Regions from separate parts of the Homo sapiens genome. Here region 1 is linked to region 2. The links are chromatin contacts, found by Hi-C or POLR2A ChIA-PET in ENCODE. All regions are on one chromosome and are shown on one strand. The core of a region is the stretch at or near the end of the contact, and the rest is flanking DNA. Distances in the headings are between cores, read along the strand shown.

Evidence for each region. Hi-C counts contacts between places; a loop is a spot of excess contacts on that map. ChIA-PET counts read pairs that join two places held with the same protein, here RNA polymerase II (POLR2A). Pooled maps may share reads with other maps.
Region 1: a map of psoas muscle shows a loop between it and region 2 (2.3-fold over the local background). The contact joins two enhancer-like sites. A Hi-C loop is called at or near these places in 1 of 168 maps with a recorded cell type or tissue (psoas muscle) and 7 of 50 pooled maps. POLR2A ChIA-PET finds 5 or more read pairs at or near these places in 5 of 52 experiments (H1, Panc1, T-cell and 2 more).

The regions. Positions count from the first base shown.
Region 1 is chr10:72,156,956-72,160,441 of GRCh38, forward strand. The region is part of intron 6 of ASCC1 (activating signal cointegrator 1 complex subunit 1); the gene reads right to left. Among named protein-coding and RNA genes, the nearest start is that of ANAPC16, 57 kb to the right of the region's middle. Within about 2 kb of position 1,461, at least 2 of the 41 ENCODE cell types and tissues checked have a DNase peak (open chromatin) inside an H3K27ac peak, as active enhancers do.
Region 2 is chr10:72,105,807-72,109,326 of GRCh38, forward strand. All of the region lies in intron 9 of ASCC1 (activating signal cointegrator 1 complex subunit 1), which reads right to left. Among named protein-coding and RNA genes, the nearest start is that of SPOCK2, 19 kb to the left of the region's middle. Within about 2 kb of position 1,650, at least 6 of the 41 ENCODE cell types and tissues checked have a DNase peak (open chromatin) inside an H3K27ac peak, as active enhancers do.

The DNA.
Region 1 (3,486 bases), core at 211-2,710, 51 kb after region 2:
CTCAGTGTGAAACTAGTAACTCAACTATTTTAGGCGGACACTTTTCTTTCCATGTTGCCCAGGGTGGTCTCAAACTCCTGGGCTCAAGCAATCCTTCCAGCTTGGCCTCCCAAAGTGCTTGGGTTACAGGCATGAGCCACTGCGCCCGGCCCAGATACTTTTTCTAATTAAGAAAAATTACAGCCTTGATCATAATAAGTCTTCCTATAGCCACCTCTAATAAGAAGTGAAATGTTTCAAAACACAAGCCAAGCTCTGAACTGTCATCTGAGGTATGTAGCTTCCATCAATACACAATGTATCTTCATTCCAAGTACTAGCCAAAGAATTCGATTTGAAAGATTGCCACTGAATCCTATCAAAATGAAGTCAAAAAAGTTTGTTTGAAAAAAAGTTTCACACTAAATACACATCCTCCGACATTTTTAAAGCTCTCACCCTGCATAGTTATATCACCAGAAAGCATCACCACACCATTGGCTTAGATTCCCACTAAAATGTTTTTAATGGGTTATATTTAATGTTATATCTGCAATTTCTAAGGTCAACAGAAGAAAGACCCATATGAACAATGTTTTTATCTTCTGCAAAATTCCTGTTAAAGACACTGTCAATCATCATTCAGCATTCTTTATTAAGATTTACATGACAAACTTTTGATGGATCGAGAACCAGAAAAGGTTACTCTCCTGAAAAAACTGTTATACTGGGGTTGGCTTCACAACAACCTGAGTGTACTTAACACTACTGAACTATGCACTTAAAATGGTTATGATGGCAAATTTTATGTTGTATTTTACCACAACTGAAAATTTTTTTAAACTATAAAAAAAATTGTCATACTGCTTTTTATCAGACAAGAACTATACTAAGTGGTGTATTTCTTTTTGTAATTTAGTTCAAGTACACTGGTGTCAGAAAATAGTACCAAACTTTAATGCTCAAGTACAATTATTACCTTACCTTGACTTTCAGATAGAATTTTCTCCCTATACCATCCTTATGGTTTCTAAATCTCTGACTGTAACATTTCTTTTGTATACATGTCCTCACTCTTAACTACCTCAAATACTTGGAATTAGATGGGGTACTAAGAAGAAAAAAAATTAGAAACAATGAAACAGGATCCAAAGCCTGCTTTATGAGCAGAAACACAAACTGTTTCAACCCACCCCTGAGATTTATCAAGAGGGAGATGAAAGAGCAGGATAGAAATCCGATGGTTTGCCCGATAAACACTCTTTGTCTTAGTGGCCAAACAATTACATCTGGGACACCAGTAAGCAAATTACTTTCCAACTGATGACACGTGAGGCAATAATCAGGCATTAATGTTTGTTCACGCGTATTTTCTCTCCTCTTTCTAGTCCCTTTAAACTTCTTTGGTTTGACGTCAGGCCTGCTGGAAACACTGAGGCACAGGAGGGTGCTGCTGTGACTGAAGAAGAGCTGCACATTTGTCAGACTCCGTACTCAGAGCCAGTGCACGGTCTGTGTCCTACATCTCACAAAGGAAAGTCACCAGGGACACAGCCGGAGCTTCCGAATTTACTAAACACTGAATAATTCATTCAAAATCTATAGAGCTACAAGAGCCTTTCACTGAAAAATTGAAACAAAACTCCTGTTTTTGGTCTCATAGCATCCTTCAAATTAAAAAACTACCCCCAAATTTAAAATGAATACTCAACTACTCATTTCTTCAATATAGCCATACAGCTCCACAGTTTAAATCAAATTCCAACATAGCCACATTTATTTCAATACTCCCATTTTAAAAACCATCAAATTAAACTACAGCACACTATGTACAGGTCTGTTCATTTTTCAGTGTTTTCCTTTCATATTTTAATTTGGGACCACTACACCATAAAAGGTTCAGGTTAGAAATGCCATTATTTATGGACATTTTTTCTAAGTACACCAAGCACAAAGACTAAGGTCAAAGAGCAAGAAAAAATTCGATGATCCAATTTACTGATTTACTTACCAGAGATTTAACAGAAGTACCCTTTTTGTTTTTTTAAGAAGTAGTCTCTTCTCAGAAGTAAATCAGTTTTGCACTTTTTAAACAAATGCATGTGATGGGAGAAATCAGGAGAAGAAGGTTGGGGAGGCTTGCTTTATTTTACTCGCTGGTTCCACATCTTTCCAGCTTTTTAAAAAGAGCATCTTTAAACAAATTTTTGCATGCACTGCAGATTTTTGGCAGGGTAACTTTGTCCTATTTCAAAAGCTTTGCTGAATTTGAAAAACTACAATTACTGTTTTCATACTGTCATGTCAAAAATTCTGAGGAACTATTAAAACTGCTCTTTATTCCCCAGGCACACTAACTCTGACATGCTTAAAGGGCTGAGATTTGGCATTTAGTCACAAAAGGCACCAAGAAACATAAAAGGGAGGAACTCAGCTAAATCTTTGCATAGCTTAGGATAAACCTTCAGTGATTAAAAACCTGTGACCTGATTTTCATAAGGTAAAAAGAACAAGTACTTCTCTAAACAAAATATTTTATCTACCTTTAAATTTTTTCTTAGCAGGATTATCCCAATGGCAGCCAAGGAAATGTAGTAGCTTTCAGTTTAGTTTAGCAAAAAGTAAACTGGGAATACATTAAAGTATCAGAACTGATCCTTAAACCAGGTAAAACTGCCCTGCTTTGTAAAATAAAGCATAATGCTTTGCTTTATATAAGGGAAATGGAAAGTATCTAATGACAAACACCAAATTATTTTGAATTTCAGGTAAGATCTAGAGAAAACAGATATGTCCGTTACTGAGCAAAGAACATGACAAGAAGTGTTCTTTGCTCTCTGAGATTCAGAAAGGATAGAAGACTGCAAACCCTATCAGCTTATGATCTTGCTCAAGAAAAATAGTTTGTCTTTGAAAAAATTAGTTGAAAAAGATAACTGGCCCATAAAGTGTTTGTATTACACAGTTTCTTTTTTTTTTTTTTTTTTTGAGATGGAGTCTCACTCTGTCGCCCAGGCTGGAGTGCAGTGGCGCAATCTCGGCTCACTGCAAGCTCCGCCTCCCGGGTTCACGCCATTCTCCTGCCTCAGCCTCCTGAGTAGCTGGGACTACAGGTGCCTGCCACCATGCCCAGCTAATTTTTTGCATTTTTAGTAGAGACAAGGTTTCACCGTGTTAGCCAGGATGATCTCGATCTCCTGACCTCGTCATCTGCCCGCCTCGGCCTCCCAAAGTGCTGGGATTACAGGTGTGAGCCACTGTTCTTGGCTAAACAGTTTCATATACAACATAACTAGAGAAAAATTTTAGATCCTTTTACCTTGTTCTATCCAATGAACCAGGTAAACCATTTCTATAAGGCCATGTTAGAATAGCATGGGGCCTGCCTACAAGAATGGAGTAAAAAAACTATTTGAGTGAATTGGCTTTCACATTTCTCTCTTTTGTCAATCTTAAGTAAAAGGAAGAAAGTAAAGGGAAATAGGGGAAGATACGGTTCTTTGAAAT
Region 2 (3,520 bases), core at 400-2,899:
TCGTTTCAAAGCTTCTACTCCTTCCCCATTGCCCTGTGACACAGCCATCAAAGACCAGAAATAACTCCAAATGCAACAAGGCTGCCAAAATGAAACTGGCAATCTCAAACAGAGGTGGGGAGGAGGGTGGAGAGGGGCCTTTTCTTATATCTGTGACCTCGGGCTATAGAACCGAATAAATGGCCAGTCCGCAACAGCACAGTGACAATCTGCTGGGGATCCCTGCTCACTTGGCTTTCCCAAATGAGGCTCGCTCTTTTCTTCAATCTTAGACAAAGCTGTGGTTACTCTCTTCCAAGATCCCTCTTTTAAGAAAATCTACTTCTTGTGCTGGTGGCCTCGGTGAACTATTTGCTGTCTCAATACTACTTGAATAAGAAGAAATTCAGTTTTGAAGTTAAAAATGAAAATTCAAAATATTCAAGTCTTACGCTATTTATAATCATTCTTGACACACATGAGATAAACCAACCTTTAGAATATAATCTGATGCAACTGAAAGTAAGTACAGGGGGTTCAATTAATTCAAGTATTTAGAAGGATGTTCTAGGTCATATTTCTCTCTAAGAAAGGATGCTATTGTTCTCATGTATGGCAATCAGACTTTTGAAACTCAAAGCAGAGTGAATAGGAATAGCAAATGCATGCTACTTTGAGGTTTTCCCAGTGTTTTTCTTCCACAGCCTGTTTACCAACTTCTATTTCTCACAATTATCCCGTTTATAGATAAAAGTAGTAACACTATTTTGTACTTAATAATAACACTTAACCACCTACCTCCCTATGAGGGATGGTATGAACAGAAGACAGGCTGACAAGTACTTTGAGCTCTTTGGGAAGGCACTCCCAGTATGAAGCCTTGCTGTGGTTAAATAACACCTTTCATCTAAGGATCTAAAAGTGTCTTACAAAGCCCAGCTCATTAACTCCAAAAAAATTGCTATGATATAAACCAGAGCTGAGCATTATTATCCCCATTTATATAAGAAACAGGGACAAGCTAGGACCACTAATACTGTCAGAGAAATTTAAGAGTTCCTGGGATGAGGCCTAGGATACAGGCCAGTGGAAGGCCACGTCCACAAGGCAGTGTGTATGGGCCTCTCAATTCCAATAACAAATATGTACCAAAGAATGCCAAGTGGGGAAGCAGGTCCATCCTTAGGCTGTGCATATACAACCAGATAGCAAAGAATGAGGAGCAAATGATGTGAAAAGCTATCATCACAGCCCTTGGAAGATCCCAATTGCAAAACATCAAAACAAATAATGGTATATTTCAGATGCATTCCTCATAAAAGAGGCATGTAGGTACAGGACTAGTATGACTTCAGGGAGCAAACAGAAAGATACAAATACCAGACTAAAAATATAATCGATTTTGAAAAAAAAAAAATCAAGGTTCTTCGTATGTCATGTTACTAATCTCACTCAGAATTAAGATCACTTTATTGGGAGTTAAGTCATCAAAAAGAATTAAGTTCACAAATAAGTTACCCCCCCCCCAAAAAAATAAATTTTGTTTCAAAGTTATGTTTATTAAAATTCCTCAAACCTAAAAAAAAAAAATTCTGAGTTTCTGCCAAATACCGTGCATTTGTCTTCTGGGCCACCTGTGAGATTACTTCTGAGGAGACCAAATGTGGGAGGTAGGAAGAGGCAAGAAGGAAATGGAGATCCACCACATCCGGGGTCAAAAAAAACCTTCCATCTACTTTAAAAATACTCACATGGGCTGTGCCCAAGTGGATTCTTTCTAAACATCATCACAGAAGAATGTAATTGAGTCTGTTTACCCTAAGGTAAGTCATGCTCCTCTACACACAGACACACATACCTTCACCTAGGTACAAAAAAATTGATATTTCTTTTCTACTGAAGAAAGGGCACAAAAAGTTTCTTGGGCAGACTAGACGTTTTTAATGCTTTCCTATTGTGAAAATAAGTAATTCAAAATCTAAGCTGTTGGAATCTTAACATATTGTAAGGCTTAAGGGAATGTGATTATGTGAGTCACTTAAACTTGTATCTGTAACCTGGGCAGCTGTAACTGTTGTTTTTCTGATTATAGATTAGCCTTTTTCCTCACCTACACTGTTTTGTAAATGGTTGTAAATGAATAAACAGTGCCAGAGAAGATCCCTTCCCTTTTAACTGTTGATCTTCATTTTGATTAAACTTCCCTCTTACATTTCTCATACAAAGACTTAAAAGACTATCACATCATCTAGGATGGTATGTTAAATACTTTCTTTTTCTTTTTCTTTTTCTTTTTTTTTTTTTTTTTTGAAACAAGGTCTTACTCTGTCAGCCAGGCTGGAGTGCAGTGGCGTGATCACAGCTCACTGCAGCCTCCACCTCCCAGGCGCAAGAGATCCTCCCTCCTCAGTCTCCTGAGTAGCTGAGACTACAGGTGCATGCCACCATGCCTGGCTAATTTTTGCATTTTTTATAGAGACAGGGTTTTTCCATGTTGCCCAGGCTGGTCTCAAACTCCTGGGCTCAAGTGATCCTCCTACCTCCACCTCCCAAACTGCTGAGATTACAGGCGTGAGCCACCATGCCAGGTCCTACACTCCTAAGTTGGAAAGGAAGTGAAAACAAGCTGTACAGAAAAGAAAACAAACTGTAATTAACTAAATTATAGCTCATAAACCAACCTTGTATAGAAAATGTTATAATCCTACTAAATTTGTTTTCTGCCTATATAAGCAGGACCTTAACTTTTAACTTTAAGCACTGACCTCATTTCTGTGAAGTCCCTGTTTCCCAAATGGCCATTCCCAGCTTTTCACTTGAATAAACTTTTAAAAACTGAGTTCTGATCCTTTCCATTATTGCTGGTCGACATTATCAATGACTACAGACCCACTCCCTCCCCCAATTTCTCCATCTTTAAACAGGGATGATCCTTTACAAAGATGTTCTGCAGTTAAAGATAAATTATAAGATGAAATTTTGAGCTCTGATTATTATTGTCACTCACTGACTATAATCTCTAATGCATCACTGCAGGAACCAAAATGCAGAGTATCCTTAAAAGAAAAAAGGAAGAAGGTTTATCAGGTACTCTGACAGCTTACAGGCTCTACAGTCATTATCTGGTCTCATAGGGCTGTAATATTTTTAAAGACCAAAATAGGAACATCTACTTCAGAATAAAAGACAATGAGGGTGGCAGGTAGTGACTATCCTAGAGTCATCTCCAAACACAGCTTAACTCTGCCCAAGATGCCACTTTTAATCTGAAACATCAGACTGCAGTGATCAGTGGTGTGAGAGCCAATAATATTATAGTAGCTAATAATAGCCAATAAAAGAGAGGACATAATGCCCTTCCAGAAGGCCTGGGGCACCTCAGATCCAAGGAGAAAGGTCAAGGGCAGTCTGTGGGAGGAGCAATTCTTATCAACATCGTGGCCTCTATTAGGAGAGCAGCAAAAAGGCTGTTAAGTCAGTAGAACAGCTGTGATTTTTCAACCCATCAGCAGGCCACTCCTGTTTTTGTCTCCATTAAAAT